Regions from separate parts of the Mus musculus genome. Here region 2 is linked to region 1. The links are chromatin loops, found by intact Hi-C in ENCODE. Cell type or tissue: heart. All regions are shown on one strand. Each heading gives the region's core, and the rest is flanking DNA. Links, peaks and the distances in the headings are about the cores only.

Region 1 (12,442 bases), core at 2,952-10,951:
CATTTATATTTCTTTCACTAAATACTAACTGAAAATGATAATTTCTTTCATTCTAATGGGATGCAGGAAATTACAGTCATATTAGAGATATCTGTGACTTTATTGCCAGTCAAAACGCTACACATTGTCTACATCACATTAAAGTCACTTCAGTTGTCTCCAAATATTGCTGATTTGTATTTTAAAATTCCTGTCTGTCTTGATGTTGTTTAATGCATTAACAAAGAATACTGTGTAAGACTGTCTAGTTGTCTACAGCTGTGTAACAAATTGTCCCAAAACTTGTTGTTGAATATTTTTAATCCCAATTCAGGGTTTCTTTTTTTTTTTTTTTTTTCTTGTTTCTTTTTTTGGTTTTTCGAGACAGGATTTCTCTGTATAGCCTTGGCTGTCCTGGCACTCACTTTGTAGACCAGGCTTGGCCTCGAACTCAGCAATCTGCCTGCCTCTGCCTCCCAAGTGCTGGGATTAAAGGCGTGCGCCACCATGCCCGGCTCAATCCAGGGTTTCTAACCTGCCTTTGACCATTTAGTTCCTGGATAAAACGCACACACACAACCTTTATATTTACAGTAAGCCTTAATCAGCACAAGAGCTGGGCAGATCTCTATCCTCTGTGCTATTATGTCTATTTCCCTGCCAATAATCCCATTATATAATTTGTCATATCTTGCCTGAGCTATTCTTAGCTCCAATTAGCCAACCCACATGGCCATTATTTTAAGATTCTTACCCCATAGATAGCATCTTCTTATTTTCTCACCTTCTCTCCCACATGGCCTCCTCAGACCCCAAGCCCAGGAACCCAAGGCTCCTCCTATCTGTCTTCTGCCTTGCTATTGGCTGTAGGCATCTTTATTTACCAATTGGGTAATTTGAGGGGTAAGGTTACATAGGGACACTTGGGTACATGCAGACTCTCCCATCCTTGAGGCAACCAGGCCTTGGGGGCCAGTATTTAGCATTACAATACAAGCAAAAGACCAAACCTCAACAAAATACTTTGTAATTTAAAACAATTTATTGTCTGGCAGTGTGGCTCACACCTTTAAACCCAGCGTTTAGGAAGCAGAGGCAGACAGATCTCTGCACTTAAGGCCAGCTTGGTCTACAGATTGAGTTCCAGAACAGCCAGGGGTACATAGATAAGGGGTATCTTATCTCAAAAACAAACAAACAAACAAACAAAGTCTTCATTATTGCACAGTTGTATGGGATAGGACCTAGCTTGGCTCAGCTAGGTCTGGTGCCACAAGACTGGACTCAAGGCTATGGAAAGGGCTGCAGCCAACACAAACTCTACCTCTAAACTTACTTGCAAGATTGTTGGCAGATTTAGTTCCTCGAGAATTATTAGGTTGAAGGGCTTAACCTTTTGGTGGTATTTTTGTTTTATTTTGGGACAGGGACTTTCTGTGTGGCCTAGACGTTATGACCAGGCTGCAAGGCTAGGCTCTCGACAGCTTCTGACGGTGGTGTGTCTTAGTTCTTGGAGCTCTGACCCTCATTATAATGTAAGCCACAGTAGAGCAGCTAGTTTCCACCCAGGTGAGTGACAACTGGAGAGGGTGAGTGAAATGATGGCTAGAGTCCCTTGTAATCCAGTCATGTAAACAACTAATCACAACTCTCACTATATTCCCTTTTAAAGAACAATATTACAAGGTCCAGCACACACTCAAGAGAGGGGAATTACGTAAGGCAAAAAAGCCGGGCGTGGTGGCGCAAGCCTTTAATCCCAGCACTCGGGAGCAGAGGCAGGCGGATTTCTGTGTTCGAGGCCAGCCTGGTCTACAAAGTGAATTCCAGGACAATCTGGGCTATACAGAGAAACTCTGTTTCGAAAAAACCAAACCAAACAAACAAACAAACAACAACAACAACAAAAATAAGGCAAAAAAATCTTAACTTAAGTGCTACCTACTATACAGTAACATCACAAATTCACTTTTTAGCATTTTGATATGCATATATTGGCATAATTGATTTCCCCTGTAGATGTAGATATTTTTCTAAAATGCATTTCAGAATATTATCCTGAAAAGTCATCCACAGAATTTGCAAAAAGGTTTCAGTTTGGATAACATCAATGACCTCCTAAGGGAAGCTGTTTAGCATGATCTCAAGCTATGCACAGAGGTCAAACTTCTGCTCAAGTCAACATTCTAGATTAGTTCACACTATCACAGTGTTGAGAAAAGGCATACATATTTGGAAACATGAATTTTCTATCAAACAAACAATAAGCTATTTTTGATTCTACACACTCAAGTTGGTATGCATATAATATATACATATAAGTGTATATATAAGATGCATATAGTATAAGGAGTACAGGCCTCTGCCAAGCTTGTTGGATCACAGTTAAACCTGCCATTTGCAATGACTATATGATTATGTAAGTAGAACAAATTTCCTCACAAATACCTGAATATCAAATTCCTTCTTTTCTTAAGCCATGCATGAAAAAAAAACCACAGAATTTAATGTATGTGTGTGTGTGTGTGTGTGTGTGTTTGTGTGTGTGAGAGAGAGAGACAGAGACAGAGACAGAGAGAGGAGACAGAATAATGAAATCATGCTATGATTCCTTTCATATGACAAACTTAGAGATATTAGTTTGTATTTGTGTTTATCTATCTGTGTTTTGTGAGTGTATGTATGCACAGGTAGATGCAAATATACATTCATGTGCAGAAGCAACTTTTTCAATAATGTTCCACCTTATATTTAAGGCAAACTGATTCTGTGCATGGTGTGTCACTATGTTCACGGGAGTGCAGTTGCCGGTGGAAGCCAGAGGGCATCTGCTCCCCTGGAGCCCGAGTTCCTGGTGGTTGTGAGACACACCATGAGGATGCTGGGAAGCAAACTTAGGACCTCTGCAAGAGCAGTAATTACTCTTAATCACTGAGCCACACATCCAGGCCAAAAGGTAAATGTTTTGTATTGTTTCTGATACAGGAGATTGAACTCAGGGCCTTGTACATGCCAGGCAAATGCTCTACCACTAAGCTACACCACGGACTTTCCACCTTATTTATTTTTAAAGATTTATTTATTTATTATATGTAAGTACACTGTCTTCAGACACTCAGAAAAGGGAGTTAGATCTTGTTACGGGTGGTTGTGAGCCAGCATATAGTTGCTGGGATTTGAACTCATGACCTTCAGAAGAGAAGTCAGTGCTCTTACTGCTGAGCTATCTCACAAGTCCTCCACTTTATTTTTTGAGACAGGATCATCCGATGAACTTTGAGCTCTTGGAATGACTGAGCTGTCTGGGAATAAGCTCCAGAATTCTGCGCCCCCCCCCCCAGTCCTCAACTGCTATAAATATTTTAAGTTTAGATACTTTTAAAACTCTCTCTTTTATTTATTTATTTTATTTATTTTATTTTTCGAGACAGGGTATCTCTGTGTAGCCCTGGCTGTCCTGGAACTCACTCTGTAGACCACGCTAGCCTCGAACTCAGAAATCCGCCTGCCTCTGCCTCTCAAGTGCTGGGATTAAAGGTATGCGCCACCACGCCCTGCTCTCTTTTTATTTTTATTTTTTGGTTTTTCAAGACAGGGTTTCTCTGTATAGCTCTGACTGTCCTAGAACTCACTCTGTAGACCAGGCTGGCCTTGAACTCAGAAATGTGCCTGCCTCTGCCTCCCAAATGCTGGGATTAAAGGTGTACGCCACCACTGCCCAAACAGTTTAGGTACTTTTATTTGTTTATGTTGAATTTGTCTTCATTTAAGGACCAGGCCTAATTTCAAAAAAGGCCTTAAGGCTCCAGCTTCAGGAATAGACCATAAGTCCCCAAAACTAAGTTGGGGGACTAAGTCATAAGACAGCAGCTCTAGGAACAGACCATAAAATCCAGAACAAGATCATAAAACCCCCTCCCAAAGAACAGTCTGGGGATAAACACAAAAATGGGAAATATCTTATCTCAGAATGGGCCATCTGCGCTGGGCAGCCCTATTTCATCACGTGGTTGAACGATTGTGATATAGGGATACAGACCACTGGCCACACATGATTGAACATTCATGACATTGGAATGTAGACCACTGATCACCTGTGGCCCCCTAGCACCCACCAATGAGATTATAGATTACCTAATTCTTCTAGAGAGTTCCCTTGGTTTCCTGTAAGAAGGCCTGCCTGCCTTTGTCTGGGATCGTCATTTCAAAGAATGGTTGACCCTTGCATACTGGATGTTTCTGTGGAATAAACACTCTTTGTTTTTGCATACTATCTGAGTCTGGGCTCTTCCTTCAGTGATTTTTGGACCCTTACATTGTATATATGTGTCTCTGTGTAAGTGTGCACATGTACATGTATGTAGGTGCCTCTGGTAGCTGAAAAGGGGCATCCAATTTCCTGAACTGGAGTTACTAAGGTGTGCACCATCTGCTGTGGGTGCTGGGAACCTAACTCTGGCCTTTTGTGAGAGCAGAAGAGGGCCATCCTCTAGCCCTTGCATATATTGTTTTAATAGTGTAAAAGCTAAGGGTATTTCATAAAATCCCACTGTTTGAAGAATGGATTTGTTTTTTTTTGTTGTTTTGTTTTTTTTTTGTTTTTTTTTTTTTTTGTTTTTCGAGACAGGGTTTCTCTGTATAGCCTTGGCTGTCCTGGAACTCACTCTGTAGACCAGGCTGGCCTCGAACTCAGAAATCCACCTGCCTCTGCCTCCCGAGTGCTGGGATCAAAGGCGTGCGCCACCACACCCGGCTCCAAGAATGGATTTGTTAATAGTGATTGGGAATATTGGTTTGTCTTACTCAAAGACCAGTTTTATCTTAAAAAGCAAAACTCTTGTCACTTTCCCAAAACTCTCCCCTGTGTTCTCCATGGGAAAGTGATTTTCTAAATATCACACACTCTTCTCCCTTTATCCACAGATTCACTTTGGCAGTACCCACAGTCAACCATGTTCCAAAATTATGAAGTGGAAAATTCCAGAAATAAATGATTCACCAGTTTTAAACTGAAAATGCCGTTCTAAGTAGCCAATGAAGTCTCTCACTCCCCTCACTGTGTTGCTCCCAGGACGCTAGCAGTTCCTCTGGAGTGTCAATGTTGTGTATGTGAAACTCCTGGCCCCCTGGGAGGCATGGTCCTTGTTCCAATAATCCTCATTTTATTTCATAATAGCCCCAAAGCACAAGAGCAGCTGGCTGTCTACATCAAAGATAAGATTTAGCCTGCTTTTGTATTGTTAAGACTGGGTCTCACTCTGTAGCTCTAGCTGGGCTCAAACTCACTATGTAGCCCAGGCTGGTCTCAAACTTGCCGCAGCTTCTGCCTCAGCCTCCTTGGTGATGGGATTACATGCATGAAACACTGTACCTGGCGTCAAAGTTTGTTTGTTTGTTTGTTTTTTTAAAGTAAATGTTGTTGAGGTTGCTTAAATCTATGGTTCGGTTGTTAATCTCTTACTGTGCTGGATGTATAAATTAAGAGTAGGTGTGTGTAGGACACACAGTGTATAGTGTTTGGCTAGTCCGCGGGTCCTGAAGTTTGCCTGCCTACCTTTGATGCGAAGGGAAGAGACAATGACGACGACAATTTTCTAGCCTAATGCTGTATGTTATGTTGTCAACTGCTCTGGGATTTTTCAGGTAAGTTTAGCAAATTTTCATGTATGCTGGTAAGTTTCTTGTGGTCTTCCTAAATTCTAAATCCTCCTAAGCCTTTCGGGTTCAGTTATAGAGACGTGGAAGTCACAGAGCTGCTACATTGGTGATCTCTCCTCTATGGAGCCATCTTTGCATTGCCTTGAGGAGAGCTCCATCACACCAGGCCTCTCTCAGGGTCAGGCAGAACCAGTTAGAACTGGAGAGGGCCATGAGACAAGAACGTTACAACGCCCAGTAGTGATTAGACTGAGCTCAGGTTCCTGGACCAACCTACACTTCCGCCCGCGAAGGTGGGGGTCGGTACTGGCGCTGACGCCAGAAGGACACTTCCGCCTGGGTGCGTATGACGTCAGGGGCGACCCCTTTAAAAAAAAAAATCTAGGAGATCAAGTCTCGCGAGATTCTGGCGCGGCCGCTTTGGCACCGCCTCACGGGGCGGGACGAGGCGGGGCCTGGCGCGAGAGACGCGCGCCGCGGGCTGCGGTGACTGAGGAGGAGGCTGAGCGGGCGCGGGCGACACCGGCAGGTGAGAGCGGGCGAGGGCACCGGCGCCGGCGCGGGGCAGGGCCGCGGGGCTAGGGCGGCGCTCGCTGCGGGGAGGTGTGAGGGGCTTGGCGCGGTACAGCCCGCGGCGCCCAGCCCAGGTGTCCCTGGCGGAGCGGAGAACCGCGGCCGTGCGCGGCGTCCCCGGGCTGCAGGCGGGGCCGCGCCCCCACCGCCTGTCAGTCACCGGGGCCTTCGCCGAGCCGGGTGCGGCAGCCTGCGTACCGGGAGCGGAGCCGCCAGCCCCGCGCGCGTCCTGCTCCGGGCCCACCTTCCCGTCCCCTCCGGACGCAGAGGGCACGGCTCGCCGGCACAAAGTTGCCGGTGCACAGCGACGGCAAACTGTGCCCGAGCCGCGGCGTCCCTGTCACCGATGCTACTTTCTCTGTTGCGGGGTCGCTCTTGGGTCCCGAAGTTTGGAGAAACGCGGTGAAGAGATGCGAGGTGGGTCTGGAGCAGCGGCTGGTGTAGAGGTGCGCTGCTGCCGCCCCTCGGGACTCACTCGGTGCAGAGCCGGCGCGCTCTCCGGCTCCTCTGCAACTTGGGACGCGTTTCGGTAGAAGCCACTTATGGATTTGGCTCTGGTATTAGCCACACGACTGCCAAGAAGCCAGGCGAACAAAGTTCAATGGTTTTAAGGTGGTGATTACCCCTTATTTGGCAGTCGTGGCTTAAATCGGTCAGGTCTCCCTACTTTAAGTCAATAAGCCTTGCAATTTGCATATCAAGTTGTCTTGATGTCTCACGCACAAGCCTAAATGGAAAGGTTTTTCTCTTACGCCTCAGGATATATAAAACAATTAAGTTTATTATGCTCTTTCCCTCGTGGCCAAGAGGCACTTTATTTGAGTTAGTTGCTCTTGTGTCTATTTGGGGAGATAATTTAGTTAAATATACGATAAATTATGATATTGCGCGAGGTCATAAAAGTACTTTTATTTGGAAAATCCTGGTCTCAGAAGAAGTACAAGGGATAAAAGTTTGGTATTTGCCTTCGCTCTGCTGAGCGTTTTTTCTCCTAGTTAGAGGCCCGATTAGGCATCCCATTTGTTGGGATGTGTTTAGAATGAGAAGCATAGTTCGGTGTAGTTTCCGTGCTCTTTTGAAAGGCCTTGCTGTTAAGTAATGAACAAATTAGACTCAGAAAAACCACATTAAATAGAATACTGGAAGTCTCAGCACTTGTTTTCTTGAGTTTGCTTACAAATAAGCCAAAGAATAGAAACTAAGGCTGTCTAAATAAAAAGGTGTTCTCTGCAGTTTTTATTATTTAAAACAGTTTTAAATTTTAAATATATTTTGATCATAGTCCCTTCTCCCTCAAGCCCTTCCAGATCCTCTCCTCCTCTCTACCCACCCAACTTTAAGTTCTTTCTCAAAAACCAAACTCTGCAGCTTTTTAAATACTAGATTTTAATTTCAAAAAGTGGGACATTAAGAACAAAGGAAAATGATAAAAAACCAAAATGATAAAGCATTAGTCTCAGTTTGGCCATTTTTCTTTAGAAAAGTTCCACTCTCTCAAAGACCAGTGACATCTTGTTAGTAGAATTGGTAACATGCCTTAGCAAGTGCCTTCTCACAGAGCTAGGAAAAGTTGAAGACACCAAAGCCAGGAGGATTTTTGTATCTTGCTGTAATGTTAAATGAGTTTATTTTCCATAAATGTAGGACCAGTTAAGCAAGCATATTGCTGTTTGAGAATCCTAGCATTACTTTCAAATCAACAGATGGGCAAGCTATGACTGGGTTAGACTAGACATATGCAGAAAGCCTGCCCTTGAATTTTTATATGAAAAGCACCATGGTCTCTTTCAGTGAGATGATGAAAGCAAGCTTAAGGCAGCAGAGTTGTGTTTAAACAAGCAGGTATATTCTCCTATCCTTTCTTCTTTGTTCCCCCAACAGTTTCTGTTCAAGTCCCAAGGAAGTATTTAGTGAGGCATGATCAGTGCTGCCATATACAGGCTACAGGGCACTTCAATCTCCAGGTAAAGGTTCTGCTGATTGCCAGGATATTATTGTTTACAAGCATTGGAAGGAGGGATGAAGGGAGAGAAGGGTTAGTTGCCTGCCTTACACAAATGCTGTGGTCTTTGTCCTGAGGGAGAAACATGTGACTCCACTTCCAGTAACTAGAATATAAAATTCCTACTGAAGCCAAGGAAGGAAGGATCAGTCCTACCAGACAACTCAAGGGTTTCAGGAGGAAAAGGCATCTGTGCAGATGATTTGGATGACCTGGTGGATGGTAAGACTGTAAGAGAACACTTTATACAGGGCCTCTGTTGCCAAACCCTTCGCTTATATATCTTGTTTACCAGAGGGAGCGTTTCTATTACTCCCACCTTGCTGAGGGAGTAAATGAGGTGTCAAAGTCAGGTAGACAGTAAGTAGTAGAGTTGCTTTGGCCTAGACACCATGGGTTTACACACTACCTCCCATTGTCATTCAGGAAGGTCTTGCTCAGGTCTGTAGTTGCAAAGAGTGGATTTCGGAAAATGCATCTAAATTTTGGGAATGCCAACGAAGTGAAAACCTAGGTAAATGAGTTGTGGTTTTTGTTTGTTTTTGAGACAGAGTTTCACTGTGTAGCTGTATAGTTCCAGGGTGTTCTGAAACTTAGTCCAGGCTGGCTGTAACTCACACAAATCATTTGCTTCTGTCTCCACAGTGCTGGGACTAAAGGTATGCACCACCACACTCAGCAAAGGAAATATTATTTTTGGCATGTAAAATTTAGTCACTTTGAAAGTTACTTTTCATGCTAATTAGTTGTAGCCATCAAGTGAGACCCATGTAGATTCAAAATGAGAAATTAGGAATACCCCTTCCCTGCTGCAACATTTCAGTTGTTGTATTATATCTTGTGTGTCTAAAGGCTACTTGGCATTAGATATTGTTTGGATTGAATTATGAAGTTGAAATTGAGTTGATGTCAGTCTCAGACCTTTCAGTTTTTATTTCCATAAATAGCTATTCCGATAATGTCTGAAGCAAGGTTTGGAATAGAGTTTTGTACATGTGTAAAATGAGAGAAGTTCAGCCATGGATACTCAATATTGGAGTGTCATTTAATGTCTCGGAGAATGTGAAGTCACAGGTGTTAATATCAGACACTGTGCTTCATACAGGTCTGCTAGATAAATGGATGTTGAAAAAATTGTCTGTCAGGTTCTAGTTATGAATTTTCAGGCTTAATGTTTGGTACTGGTTAACTGAAAACTGGAATCAGTAAATTCACTTAAACGTAAATGGTGTATATGTGAGCATTGGTGGGTCCCTGCCTATCCTTACCAACCATACTGTGAGATCTAGGCTCTTACCTTCTTCATCTTTGCTCAGATGATGTCTACTTGTTAAAGATCAGGGGCCAGTCTCTCAGAGTGTAAAAAGTGATCTCTCCTTGGCTGAATGTGATAGGTTCTAGGATCCTTCTCTCTAAGTCAACAGTTTATGATTGATAAGCTTTAATGGGGAAAGTAGCTGCTGTCAGTATTTAAAGTTCATGAAATAAGACAAAGATAGTAAAAAGAAGATATCAGCACATCTTAAATCTCTGTTTCCACTTATCATCCTGTTGGTTTCTGCATCTGCAATTAATTCTCTGTCACATATGTGCAGATAGCATTCATGGTTGTCTTACTGTTTTCAGTTATTTGTACGTTTGACAGTACCTTCCAGATCTGCAGCCCAAAATTTTGTAGATGCTTTTTAAGTTTGTTTTAATAGTTAAAAAGGTTTACAGCACCGGGAGTGGTGGTGCACACCTTTAATCCCAGCACTCGGGAGGCAGAAGCAGGCAGATTTCTGAGTTCGTGGCCAGCCTGGTCTACAAAGTGAGTTCCAGGACAGCCAGGGCTACACAGAGAAACCCTGTCTTTAAAAAAACAAACCAAACCAAAACCAAAACAAAAAGGTTTACAGCAGTGCTTTTCAACCTTCCTAATGCTGTGACCCTTTAATACAGTTCCTCATGTTGTGGTGCCCCTCAACCTTAAAATTATTTTTGTAGCTATAACTGTAATTTTGCTCCTGTTACCATTCATAATATAAATATCTAGTATGCAGGATATATGATATGCAACCCTTGTGAAGGGTCATTGGATTCCTAAAAAGGTCACAATCCACAGGTTGAGGACTCTGGTTTACAGGGTTCTCTTAAGTACAGGTTTGCTTTTGAAAGGTTCTTTATCCTAAGAGATATCATGTGTTCCATCAAAGCGAAAGCAAGCACCCTTCTTGGGGAATGGAAATTTGGAGAACATCTTTTTCCCATGTGGAATAGTTTTGTCTGTATTGAAAAGTATTGAGGCATGATGCCTCCCTCCTAGAGGCCTCTGCACAGATCTTAGGGAAAACCTTGACTGTTACAGGTCATGTGGTGTTGTGACAATATACATTCATGTTGTGTGAATCTAAACAAAACTCAAGCCTTGCTAGTAGCCTATGGGAACTTGTACTTGTTTGAAACTTAGCTTATGTATTTATTTTTTACGAATATTAGTTGTACAGAATAAGAAATCTCATAGTGACATTTTCATAGGATGTGCAATGTACATTGACCCCACATCAACCTTCTATTGTCTGTTGTCACCTCACTTTTAAATTCCTGAGCCGGCTCCTGCCTTCCCTGTAGTGAATGAATACTGGATGATTTGCCAACCCAAGTTGCAGTTGATTCTCTGTGCATACACACAGGTTCATTGTTTTCCTGGTCTTTGTTGGGTCTTATTCCGCATGTACAGTGTTTGCATTTATGCAAATCTCTGATGGAGTATATGAAGGTAGCACTTATTCTTATTACCATCCTTATTGTTTACTACCTTTGTATTTGATTCACGAAGCAAATTTATTCCCCCTCTCCTGGTTTCTGGAGCATCTTTACTGTGGTTCCTGAGCTGGTGGAATTAGTAATGTTTAGCCCCTCAGATCCATTGCAAATCAACACTTCCAACGAGAATCAAGATGGCAGCACCGGATGACTACTAATTGCTGGTGCCATCTGTTTTTTGCATGCTAAATCACAGGCCCTTTGCTGTGGGTCATGGCTTTGATTGTCTCTATCAAAGTTTATAGACAGTTGAGTCTGGGCAGAGAAATGCTTGTAGACATTAACACTCACTTTCTTGGTATGGTTTCACACTCTGTTATACATGTCCATGAGCTGCTGTGCCTGGTGTTTTTGTGACTTGGAATTTTGACTGTGGTTCTCTCAACAATTCTCAGTTGTCCAGCGAAGCTGCTTTATATTGATCAAACGTCATCTCCCAATTTGATTCATAGATTTGATTCAGAGCTGTTCTCTCCCTCTTACACAGGCTTCACTCTGTTCTCACCAGGGATACATCTAATTTCTCAATAACTGTTTAATTTATTACTTAATATATACTGGCACAGTCCTCACTAGCATAAATACATTGTATATAGATAATCTGATTGGATATCCAGGGGAGCTTTATGGATTATTATCTGAGGAAACTGGAGCTTAGAGAGCTGAGGTGACCTGACCAGGAATATGGGGAGATAGAGGTAGAGTTTGATAGTGACCCTTAAGACCCAGAATTTCTCTCTCTCTCCGGTTACTTTATTGCAAAAGCTTTTTTTTTTCTCCTGTCTGTTTATCCAGTTTCCAGTCTCACCTGACTTTTCATTTTTCCCTTCTACCTCTTGGATAATTCCCCTTAGGAGCTCTTTAGAGTTTTGCATGTCAAATATAAATTTTTCTGGGAAAAATGTACAACTGTGCTCAGAATTATAGCAAGGAGAGGCTTGCTCCTGGAGAAAACTTATTTTAAGACTACTAGTTGTATGTTGTGCTATGTCTTACAGTTTTGTGAAGGACTTTTATACATTCTTAACTCATTCGTGGGTATGTAGTGAGGATACCACTGTTAGATCCATACAGGGAGAGAAAGAAAAACTCAGATTTAATTAATTTACCTGGAATCTTATAGAGAGAACTACCCTTAAACTTGAGTGCATGAGTTTAACCCAAGTATGTACATGGTAGTTGTCTTAATAGATTAAAAGTCACTATAGGCAGGGTGTTGAGAACTCTACAAACTTAGTTAATGAGACCTGGTTCTTGGTCTCAACAAATAAGCCAAGGTAAACAATACTGTCAACCATCTGATATAATTAAAACCAGTTAGAGTTGGCTAAATATTACAACACAGCATTTTCTTTAACTGTGTCATAGTTTTGAGCCTTGGGCATTGTTCTTGAATTTGTCAAATCGTGAGGCTGGATTTCAGTT
Region 2 (12,442 bases), core at 1,515-9,514, 63 kb before region 1:
TAAGCCTCTGTTGGGATTGTATGCAGACCTGGGAAGAGGAGGGAAGCCTTTGTCTACTTGTTGGATCAGCTCAATCTGCTGAGTTCAAGTGGGTCTGGGTCAAGTAGCAGCTAGGGAGACAAATACAACCTTGTGTTTGGATGCTAGGCATTAGGCTATTCCTCTGCCCACCATGATTCCTTGGTGGAACTCCAACTCCTTGGAGACCATTGTTTGCATAGTCTGATAACTATAGGGAGGAACACAGTGTCTCCCTGTACAATATCTTCACTCCTGCCAGAATGATAACAGTACCAGACTAGCAATGGTCTCCCAGGAAGAGATTTCATGGCCCTGAGCGCATGTCAGAAGCTTGCAGGAGAAAATGGAGGAACCTAGACAGTGCTGGGTCAGTGATGGTCAGGAAAATGGAGCTAAGGGGTGCGGGTCACTGGTCCTCATTATTTGTTCCTCAACTCAATGAGGGCCTGTGCTCTGACTCTGAGAACTCTGGTAGCCCTAGGAAGCATACGCACTCAGGCCAATGAGAATGTAATAGAAACTGGAATTCAGAACTTAATGAGGGAAGATAAACATGTCCAGGTGAGACAGCATTAATGCTAAAACAGCAGAGGCTGAAAACAAGCATATTACAGAAAAAGAAGCGTTAGAATTTAAAGGTATAAAATCAGCAGGCAAGTTTGACCAAGGGGAAATAATAATAAATAATATTAAACAAAAGGTCAAAGTGTAGCATTGATGATAGAACATTGAGAACATTGGAAGTTAAGTTAAACTAACAAATCTGGAAATGCTGACAAGAGGCCGTTCCTAGAAAAACTTAGTAAGTGGACCCAAGCATAACGCCTTGTTAGGCATTACAGTTATTTAAACAATAGCTAAAACTTACCTACAAATAAAGCACCAAGTTAGAGTAAGTTTTACCATGCATTCAAAATTGGTCTTTGGGGCTGGAGAGATAATGCCCTTCTGTGGACTCTTTGGAAACTCACACATGTTCACAAGTGCACACACATATATACGCACACACACACACACACACGCACACACATGCACACATAACACATACAGAGTTACATAGAAAATGAATCTAGCTGTGTGTGGTGGTGCACACTTTTAATTTCATCACTTGGGAGGCAGAGGCAGGCAGAGCTCTGTGACTGGGCCAACCTGGTCTACAGTTTGAGTTTCAGGCCAGCCAGGGCTACATATTGAGACTCTGTCTAAAATAAAAATTAATATTGATATTTTTTATAAGTTTTGTCTCTGAATTCCAGTTTTGCACAAAATATAGGAAAAGCCAATTGCCATGATTTGATAGTGGTAATCCAAAAATAATTATTAAAGCCTATTTCACTACTAAATTTGAAAAATATCAGCAAATCAAATTCACTGGCAATTAGGGAATTGAATGCCTCACTTTGAATCAGTGTTTAATCTCAGGAATGACAATTTTACCTTTAGAAAATAAGTAACTTCATATTTGCCAATTTAGATGTTCATTTTTTAAACAAATATTCATTGATCACTTCAAAATGTAATGTATTTTTCAATTAATTAAATATGATAATATAATTTAAAACACTAGTAGATTAAAATGAGAGTCACTCAATAATCCATCTTGGTGAGGGACAAGTATTTTTTTTTAAGAATTATTTATTATTATATGTAAGTACACTGTAGCTGTCTTTAGACACACCAGAAGAGGGTGTCAGGTCTCATTACGGGTGGTTGTGAGCCAACATGTGGTTGTGGGGATTTGAACTCAGGACCTTCGGAAGAACAGTCAGTGGTCTTAACCGCTGAGCCATCTCAGCAGCCCGACAAGTATTTTTTTTAAAACTATATATTAAAAAAAGCTTTTAGTAAGGGAGAAACAAAGTGTTTTCATATATAAAGTATAGGGCTGATGAGATGGCTCAATGGCTGCTCTTCAGAGGTCCTGAGTTCCATTCCCAGCACCCACATGGTGGCCCACAGCCATCTATAACTGTGGTCCCATGGGATCCAGTACCCTCTTCTGGTGTGCAGATGTACATGCAGACAAAACACCTATATACATAGATCATATAAATAAGTAGATATTGAAGTATAAAGTGTGTGTGTAAACCATAGCATACATCATACTGTGAAGTCAGATCCTCCAAAAACCTGAGCTCTAGGTACAGTAATAACCACATCCATTTCTCTTTGTGCCTGTGCCTGTCACCAAGGCTTTAAAGCACAAAACAAGCTAAAATTGTAATATTTTTGAAAGTGAAGCGAAGCGAAACTTATTTAAAGCCAACAGAAGGAGCCTGATGTAAAGTACTTGGGAGACTGAGGCAGGAGGATTTCAAATGTGAGGCAAACTTGAGTTACATAGATAATTTTGGGCAACCATAAGTAAGCAAACTTGCATAGGTAAGTTTGGATTAGTTTGACACTCATAAATATAACAGGCTAGCAACAACAGGTAGGAAAAAGTCTTCAGTAGAATTAACCATAGAATTCAAGGAAAAGCTGGGCAGGCAGTGGTGGCACACACTGTGAATCCCAGAACTCAGGAGGCAGAGGCAGGCTAGTCTCTGAAAGTTTGAGGCCAGTCTGGTCTACAGAGTGAGTTCCAAGATATCCAGGGCTACACAGAGAAACCCTGTCTTGAAAAACAAAACAAAATACAAACAAAAAATTCAAGGAATAAGTACAGTGGAAATGTAAGAGCAGAGTAAATATGACAAAATGAAAAAAATTACAAATCACTAAAAGATTTTAAATCTAAATGAGAGTTGGTGTCGTGATAATTGTTCACCCAATTTTCTTCAACAAGTCCAAATTTAACACAATTTTAGTTAAATTTCCAGCATGGATTTCTGTGGAATTTAACATGCTATTTCTGAAATGTACACAGAAATCTGAAGGGCCAACAGTACTCCAGATCCCCACGAGAAAGGGCAGCAGAGTGGTGGAGCTTGTTTTAATCCTTATACAGGAGCCTCAGATATGGCTCAGTGGTAGAGATCATTGACTGCATTCAAGGCTCTGTATTCAACCCCCAGCCACACCCCCTCCAATTATACAGAGTTAGATCAATAAATTAGCACAAGAGAGCAGAGGGATAAAACATCTGCATCATCTGCTTAGATTCTTGAACTTTGCTTGTCACAGATGTTGCAAGTCACTGAAGAAAACCTGTTTGCATATTATATATGTGTGTGTATGTATATGTACACATATGTATATATATACACACATACATATATGTATATGTGTATGCATACATGTAACATATGTGTTATATATAGTATTATATATATTAACCATACATGTATGTGCTGTATATAGTATATACATTTGTATATATATTATACACACCACATATGTGCACATATACATGCATGTTGTACTTTGAAGTCAGTGCTTATTGGGAGCAGGGAAGTTAAAATGCTCAGAGGTTAAACAGTGATGATAGCTACACAAGTCTGGGAATATACTAAGAAATACTTCACTGAGTCGTTTTGAAGTGTGAATTTTACATTATGTGAGATAAATGTAAGGACATTTAAAATTCAGACTTGATATGTAGGTCACTGGTACAGTAATTCCTTAGAATGTGCAGGCCTTGGGCATGGGCTCAGTTTTAGAAATCAATCTGTCTATCCACTTATAAATAATATTCATGCCAAATGCACTAAAAATCTTCCACGTAGCCTGGTACACCTTTAATCCCAGCACTTGGGAGGCAGAGGCAAGAGGATCTCCAAGTTTGAGGCTTGGTCTACAGAGCAAGTTTCAGAACAGCCAGGGCTACACAGAGAAAAACCAAAACAACAAAACACTTCCATATCAAGAAGACCACAAGAGGGCAGTTTGACCTTGAGTTTGAGCCCTACATGGGGCCCTGGCTGGAGTGCTGTTTCCTGACATTTAGGGGGCTTGATTAGCTAGACTGGTCGCAGTATCAGAAAACTGATTTCTCTGAAGTCTGCTAACACTAATGAGAATCAATCTTGTGATTCTATTAGAACTAGCATCTTCCTGGAAGCAGAAACTCACATAAAACCATCAAATATCCTTTTTCTTTTTCTTCTAACATGAAAACCAAAGTGTGTAGACACGTACTCACGGTAGGGAATTTTAAGCCTGCCTCAGAAAGGTTTAGCCCTAGGACTGAATGCAGTGTCACGTAGAACACTTGACATGAGACGTTATTTAATGCACATACAGCATGAACCCAAACCTCACAGTCTTTCGCTCCAATGCACAGGGACAGCTAATGTAGAACCTGCATCTCTCTGCCCGACACCGCTCTCTCTGATGGAACACCTCTCTGCCGGTGCGCCTCTCTGAAGCTTTTTGGCAACAGATGTTTAGAAATAGTTTTATTATTTTGCTGTGAGAAATAGTTTTATTATTTTGCTGTGGTTTTGTCAAAAATGATGTATTCCATCAAAAAAAAAAAAGTCTGTGTCACTACTTAAGACAGCTCTATACCCGTTCGTCTGATCTACTTTAAATCTTTCAAAGTTAGTTTTAAACCTTTTTATTTAAACTATGAACATACAAACACTTTGCTTTTGAAATCTAAAATTTCAGTTATAATCGTGTGTGTGTGTGTGTGTGCGCGTGTGTGCACCTGTGTGTGCGGGTGTGCTCACTGATGCTTGTGTGTGTGTACACCAGAGACTGACAACAGGATATCTTCCTCACTGACTTCTCTACCTTACTTTATTTTACTGACGGCAGAGATAGACGTCTGTGCCAGGGTGGTTGACACCGAGCCTACCATTGTCATTGTGTAAACAGTATAGCTGTGAGGTGCTCAGTGTGAACCCCAAAGACCTCTGTAAAAAGTGTGGCAAGCATCCCCATAAAGTGACCCAGCATAAGAAGGGTGCAGGTTCCCTGTGGGCTTGAGGGTAGTGCGGCGATGAGAAGCAGAACAGCTATGGTGTGGAGACAAGCCAGTTCTCCAGCTGGCTGAAACCACAAAGAAGACTAGAAGTGCTGTGAACCAAGAAGGCACTGGCCATGGAGGGATGTAAACATATATGCTGAGAGGAGGGGAAAAGAGAAAGGGAGCCAAACTTTGTTCTTCCCATTTTGAGAAGGAAATACTGGAGCTGTAGAAAAAGTCAGAAGAAGTAGTGTTAGTACTTAAAGATTTGTTTAGGGGCTGGAGAGATGGCTCAGCAGTTAAGAGCACTGACTGCTCTTCTGAAGGTTCTGAGTTCAAATCCCAGCAACCACATGTTGGCTCACAACCTTCCATAATGAGATATGACACCCTCTTCTGGTATGTCTGAAGACAGCTACAGTGTACTTACATATAATAATAAATAAATCTTTTTTTGTTTGGTTGTTTTTTTGTTTTGTTTTTCGAGACAGGGTTTCTCTGTGTAGTCCTGGCTGTCCTGGAACTCACTTTGTAGACCAGGCTGGCCTTGAACTCAGAAATCCACCTGCCTCTGCCTCCCAAGTGCTGGGATTAAAGGCGTGCACCACCACCGCCCGGCATAAATAAATCTTTTTTAAAAGGATTTGTTTATTCTTATTTTATGTATATGGTGTTTTGTCTCCATGTATGTGCATGTACCGGTGCATTCAGTACCACAGAGGTCAGAAGAGAGCATCAGATCCCTAGAACTGGAGATGATTGTGAGCCTCTGTAGGTGTTGCAGATTGAAACCCGGTCTTCAGCAAAAGCAACAAATGCTTTTAACTGCTGAACCATCTCTCCACCCCCAGTGTTAGTATTTTTTAAAAGCAGTGGTTAGAAAGATTGTCCAAGTCTTAGTGTTAAGTACCCAAACCAAATTCGTCATTGTATTCTTTCCTTTTGGAATACATACTTTATTCTAAGTTATATATACACACACGTATATGCAACTGTGTGGGGTGTTGTACCTGCGGGTGCAGTGCTCTTGGAAGCCTGAAGAGGGCATCAGACCCTTTGGAGCCAGAGTTACCGATGCTTGTGAGCCACTAACTAGTGTGAGTTCCAGGACTGAACTTGCTTCCTCTGCAAGGCCATTAGGCATTCTCACCGGAGGAGCCAGCTTCTCAGCCCTATCATATTTCCTTTACAGGCATACATTCTCAGAAAAGAGAAAAGAAAAACAGTTATTTTGATTAAAAGCCCATTTGATGAAGCAGTAAGAACTCTTTAGTCTGGACTCGTGACTACATACCCTTGGTTCTCCATGGGACCAGTTGTGACATATGCATCCATAAAGTACTTCTGCGTGTCATAGTCACGGCTCCCTTCATGCACTGCTGTGCATTAGTGACTGGCACAGGCTGGTAAGATAAGTAAGTAAGGTCACACTAATCCTGTCCCTTTGAGGGAGTGTATCCGTTGCCAATAATAAAACTTTAGCTTTCAGGTAAATAATTAAAGTTTTAGAAGACATGCATTCTCTCTGTGAATGTGACAGTTTCCTTATACCTGGAGATGTTTCTGATATGCATCAGCAATAACACAAGTGCAGAGTATGGAAACATTGTTTAAACTCTAGGCATTGCAGTGCCTGCATGCCATCCCAGAGGCCAAAGCAGCTGTGCTCTGTAGTGAGATCCAGAGCAGACTGGCCTGTACAGCAAGACCCTGTCTCAAAAAAGGACATGGACAACCATCTAAAACGGCGTTAAAATCTTCCTCCTGGCCAAGCATGGGGCACACACCTCCCTGCACGAAGAGGGTAGGGGTAGGAGAACTGTTGCAAATTTGAGGCCAGCCTGGCCTAACAGCACAAATCAGTCCAGCCTGGGCTATAAACAATCCCTGACTTTAAAAAAAAATACATATTTCTCTCTAAAATGTTTCTTCAGATCTTCTTCACATACTTCAACCAAAGCAATATGTTATATGATAACTGACACAAAGCAGGAAAAGATATCACAACCCAGCACTGACAAAAATCTTTCTGTGCTCAAAAATTATGTGTATGTGTGGGAAATAAAGTGTATCTGTTCTTATAGGGTATAGCGTATTGTTTTTAAGTAAGTAACACTGATTTTATCTTCATTTTAAATTCTTAGATGCTGGGGCTGGAACCCAGGGCCTCGTGCTTGCTGGGTAAACATTCTCCTGCTGAGAGAGTTCTTTTCTTCTCATTCTCCCTCTTGTAACCCCAGCTTGTTGGAGTTGGAAGTTTGAATTGTTGGAACCTGGCAAGAAGAATTCTCAGGATGTGAAGGACTCATACAAACCACATCTACCTGCTGAGAGGAGAGATGCCTTCCCCCACAGAATTAGCCAGACGCTTCAAAAGTCTGCTTATTATCTGGACTCAAGATGAGCAAAGGTCACATGGTTCTTTTTTGTTGAGCTGGAGACAGAGGTTCGTGGACTCCAGCCAAGCGCTCTGCCTCTGGGCTGTCTCTAGCACTCTGTATGACTGGGACTCAAGATCATCTGACCTTGAACTCATCCTACAGTCCAGGCAAACCTTGAATTTGTGATCCTCTTGCCTCAAACTGGGATAAAGGCTGTGCCACCTCGTTCAGCTTGAGGACTCTTTCCAAGTTACAGCTTTCTCCTGCCGGAGCTCAAAATGTAAGAAAGTCTCTAGACAGACAGTTATAATAGATAGTTAAATATAGATAAACTGGCTCAGTAGAATAGACAGTTTTTAAATTATGGTTCTCACTCAGCACACAGTGAAGGCATTGTTACGGAAAGCAAATCTGTCCCAAACCAAAACCAAACAACAGGCACCGCATCCGCAGGACCCAGCCGAGGTCCTGACCCAGTGTGGTCTCTCTGACACCTGCTCCTTCCAACGCTTCAGCCTGTAAGATATCACAGCACATCCTCGCTTTCCCAAGAGTGTTGCTGTGAGAGCCTTCTCCCCTACCCAGGCTAACGCTCGCTCTATTTATTGCATGGATTATTCTCACCTCCCTGGTTTGTGCTTGTTACTTCTAACAACAGCGGGTGCACAGGAATTTAGGAAGGCTTTTCTAGGCCCGAGATGGAAGTTCATGGTCAGGTTTTAGGGTTTTTGGTTTTTTGTTGTTGTTGTTGTTGTTTTGTTTTTCCCATTTTTGGCTAAATAAAGCAATGGAAGAGTCTCCAAGGCATGCACGCTGTGCAGAGTTCAGGACTTGTGTGGTGATTCAGCATTGACTTTTAACCCTCATGGTTTTCCGGAAAATCATACAGTTACCGAGAAAACCAATATAACACTGGCTTTGAGCCCAATAGGTACACATTGGGATTATGAAAGGCGGGACCTTACTGTGTGTCTCCTATTATCTTTTCCTCCTTTTAGATGGGACCCAGAGGTTGCAAACCGTAGGCCAGTGTTCCATCACTGAGTGAACCCTACCTCTGTCCCAGCTGCCAGGGTTCTGATCATTGCTGCAAGTCCTTCTAAGTCTGGAACAGTGATGAGTCGTCTCATCGAATCATGTGGCCTGTATCAATAATATATATGCTCAATAATATATATACTCTGACACTAAGAAGCCAGTAAGTGTTATTTAATTCTTTTAACTTTTTTTTTTTTAATTTGAGGCACACTTGTGCCACAGCAAGTGGAAGTCACAAGACAACTTGGTGGAGCCAGTTCTCCTTGCACCATCCATGTGGGCCCTAGGGATGAACTCAGTCACCAAGCTTGATGGCAAATACCTTGACCTGCTGAGTCATCTCACTGGCTCAATGACGTTATTTATTTACCTTCTAAGGAAAAAAGGAGAGGAGTGACTGAGGTACCCACTTCCTTAAAGTACTTGCAGGGTAGAAGTTATTTCAGGTTTTTGACATCACAGTGCTAAAGTAGGTACTGGGTGCTAGGTACTCGGCATTCCTTAGAAGGCATTTGAGAATCAGTACTTTTGCTTTTTTTTATTTATTTATTTATTTATTTATTTATTTATTTATTCATTCATTCATTCACTCTCTCTCTCTCTCTCTCTCTCTCTCTCTCTCTGTGTGTGTGTGTGTGTGTGTGTGTGTGTGTGTGTGTGTGTGTGTGTGTATGTGTGTGCTACATCCTGAATCGGGCACCAGCAGCAAGAGACCTTGCCCCAGTATACAAAGCGCATGGCAATCTATGAAGGCACGGGACATCAACTTTTGGCCTCACGTGCACGTGTCCCAGCACATACTTGCGCCTTCACATGTGCACTCACTCTCACACACACACACACAAAGGATCAGTGGAGCAGAATGCTAAAGCCCAAGGGGCTCTCTCTCTCTCTCTCTCTCTCTCTCTCTCTCTCTCTGTGTGTGTGTGTGTGTGTGTGTGTGTGTGTGTGTGTGTGTGTGTGTGTATGTGTGTGCTACATCCTGAATCGGGCACCAGCAGCAAGAGACCTTGCCCCAGTATACAAAGCGCATGGCAATCTATGAAGGCACGGGACATCAACTTTTGGCCTCACGTGCACGTGTCCCAGCACATACTTGCGCCTTCACATGTGCACTCACTCTCACACACACACACACAAAGGATCAGTGGAGCAGAATGCTAAAGCCCAAGGGGCTATCTCAAAAACATGAGCCTGGAAATGAGCTGATGGAAATCCTGCTGTTCAAAGGAACAAAGCCACTCATGAAGCTACAAAAAGCTGCAGACCCCAGTTTCTCACAGAGTGCTCTGAGCCGCGAGCCTGCTCCCTCTCTGGTGTTCTACCCTTTATCCATTGTCTACTCAGACACCACATCCTAGAGACCCCTCCCTTACAGATTTCATTGTTTACCAAATGTTATTTCAGTTCAGGGGGAGAGTAGTAGCCGGGCTGCGCAATCTTGGGCAAGAATGTGCCCACTGAGTCTGTTCTTAGGTTCAGTTTGGCATTCTGACTCACAGAATGGTCAAGCACTTTGGGGTCCCTCAGTTCCTTCTACGTCACTACCTTTGCTGTGTCCTGTCAGAAAATCAGGGTACCTTGACCACTCTGTTTTCACCAGAGGAATTGGGACACACAGAAGCATTGGACATCCCCAGCTGCTGATAAAGATATTTAGGTTGTGGTTGCATAGAACACTAGAGAGTGCGGTCTATCTGTGAGACCATTTCCAGAGGGGTCATAATGAGGATAAAAGACCCGCCCTAAATGTGGGTGGAGCCATCTCATGCGCTGCAGTCTGAGACTGAGTAAGAGGAAGTGAGCATCCTTAAGTCGCTCCTCAGGCATCTTGTCACAGCAACAACAAAGTACCCAACGATCTTCATGTAAAGTCCTCTCCTGACCCTTGGCTATGGACATTCCCATGTCATCCCTTTTCCTCACTAGATTAGCCGTTCTTAACCTCCTAATGCTGCGACCCTTTAATAAAGTTCCTCATGTTGTGGTAACTCTAACCATTATTGTCGTTGCTACTTCATAACTGTAAGTTTGCTACTTTTATGAGTTAGGATGTAAATTCAATGTCTGCTTTCTGATGGTGTTTGTGAAAGGATTGTCTGGGGGTCGAGACCCACAGGTTGAGAACCACTGATCTAGAAGCTGAGCTGAAGCCTTGTATTAAGTACATGTCCCTGGTAAATGCGTGGGCCTGGTGTGTAGTACTCTCTTTGGATCCCAGTTGACTCCAACCCAACACACCTTTGTGGAAACTCCCCTGACACATCTTTTGGGGTGTCTCCAGTCACATGCTCTAAGCAATATAGGAAAGGAATAGCATACCTTAATAATCTGCCATCTGCAGGACATCTAGCCACAGGTGGAAGAAGAGAGCTCCAAGGCAAGAGATCCCACCCTGAATTAGTCTCACTCCTCAGGAACCAGTCTCCTGTAAAAACCTCAGAGCCCTGGCTTGTGTCATCACCACAAGGCTGTCCAACTAAAGCAGTCACCACCCTCAGAGAGGCTAACAGCTCGGCAGTCTCCACTCTCCATTTTCAGGGCCTTTATACCCCCACCCTCCAGTCATCCAGATGCAATTTGAAATCAGATCATTTTAACTACACACACACTTGATGAAAGGCCTTGGTCCACTGTGCTCTAATCAAGGTCCAGAGGCATCAAGGTGGGACATTAGCTGAAGGGCAAGCTGTTGTGAGCCCTTTACTCAGAGTGTTCCCACACTAGCAGGTGTAACTATGGTTGTGTGTTGGTGTCTTTTCTGTCACAATGATAAATATGCCATCTCATATGGTGCTAAAGTACTGTTTCGTGAGTACAACTTTTTCTTGATCCAATCTCACTGATTAATCAAATACCTTGATAGTATAAAGAATGAGAATCCACATTGAACCTTGCAGTAGTCAGAGACTGGAGATAACAAGAGAATGAATAGCTTCGCTTGCTTTTATTCTGAGATCTCTATAGATTTTTGTATGGTATATTTTCTAAAGAAAAATTTTGAAACTTTTTGTGGCACATTTTCAATACTTCTTTTTTAAAAGAACAAAACCCTTTCCCAGTATCTTAAAACTTTGAAAAAAATATGACAAAACTTCTGCTATGGTAAAACAAAATTTTTGTTCCCCCTGGAAACTGGGTCATCTTTGAAAACCTTTCCTCCTAAATCTGAGAACACATCCAAGCAACAGAGGTAGAAAGTCTTCTACTATCCAGTGGGGAAATTCTGCATCAGGACATTTAGTCTGAGGAGGAAGGCCCACCCTGATGGTGGCAAAAAACAGAGGTGAAATGGCAGTGCCTGGCATTTCCCAAAGAGTTCACATCAGCCCCAGATGGACGACTCTGACAGCTGAGTCTGGAGAAAAACAAAGGTGCACAGAAGAGAGGAAGCCAGAAGTACCCAGTGCAGGAAAGCCAACTCATGACAGAAACAGAGAGAGGACAGGCCACACAGCCTTCTTTCTGGCTCTTCCACCCTTTATTGAAAATAGACTCTATTCTCATACAATATCTCCTGACTATAGTTTCCCCTCCCCTTGCTCCTCCCAGTTCCTCCCCACTCTCCCTCCTCTCCAGATCCACTCCCTTTCTGTCTCTCACTAGAAAAGAACAGGCTTCTAAGAGACAACAGCTAAACACAACACAGTACTCTAGCTCTTGACAACTCCTTCAGCTTAAGTGCTCATCAGTCTTCCTTCATGAATAATTCCTACAGGTTTAACTGTTTGCTAAACTGAAAAGACACAATTAAAAGTTGTGTTGTCTCCCAGTGACTACTTCCACATTCAGACTTAGTATAGTTAACTGTTTTTTTAAAACGTGGTTGAATTAGGTGCTAAGTGGGGAGGAACCCTCTGTGGTCCTAGCACTAAGGGAGCTGAGTCAGAGAGAGTCTGGGACTAGCCTGGGATACAGAGCAAATGACCTGGGAGGTGAGAGGCTATCAGGACTCAGTGGGGATGACAGTAGCCAATATACTCAACAGTGGGGAGATGGAACTGGAAGAAATCACCTCCAGTAGATAGACAGGACCCTGAGTTGAGGCAGTGGACACCCACCCATCTTCAAAAATCTTAACCCAGAATTGTTCCTTTCTAAAGAAAATGCAAGGACAAAAATGGAGCAGAGACTGAAAGAAAGGCCA

Evidence for each region. Hi-C counts contacts between places; a loop is a spot of excess contacts. Peaks named below come from ENCODE experiments on the same cell type or tissue, not always from the same donor. Only the 100,000 strongest peaks of a DNase experiment are listed, where the experiment ranks them.
Region 2: it touches region 1 in a loop (6-fold over the local background); 14 of 42 quality-filtered maps call a loop at or near these places.

The regions. Positions count from the first base shown.
Region 1 is chr6:146,718,882-146,731,323 of GRCm38, forward strand. It overlaps Stk38l (serine/threonine kinase 38 like), which reads left to right and starts at 6,049. Exons shown (of 14, transcript NM_172734.3): 1 at 6,049-6,166. In heart, for the core only: a CTCF peak has its summit at 6,157; a DNase peak (open chromatin) is centred at 6,070; H3K4me3 peaks cover 1,979 bases; H3K27ac peaks cover 1,936 bases.
Region 2 is chr6:146,656,958-146,669,399 of GRCm38, forward strand. 4930479D17Rik (RIKEN cDNA 4930479D17 gene) reads left to right here and starts at 261. Exons shown (of 3, transcript NR_046277.1): 1 at 261-388; 2 at 7,117-7,537; 3 at 8,256-8,446. In heart, for the core only: CTCF peaks have their summits at 3,843 (motif pointing right) and 5,909 (motif pointing right); a DNase peak (open chromatin) is centred at 7,354; H3K27ac peaks cover 1,793 bases.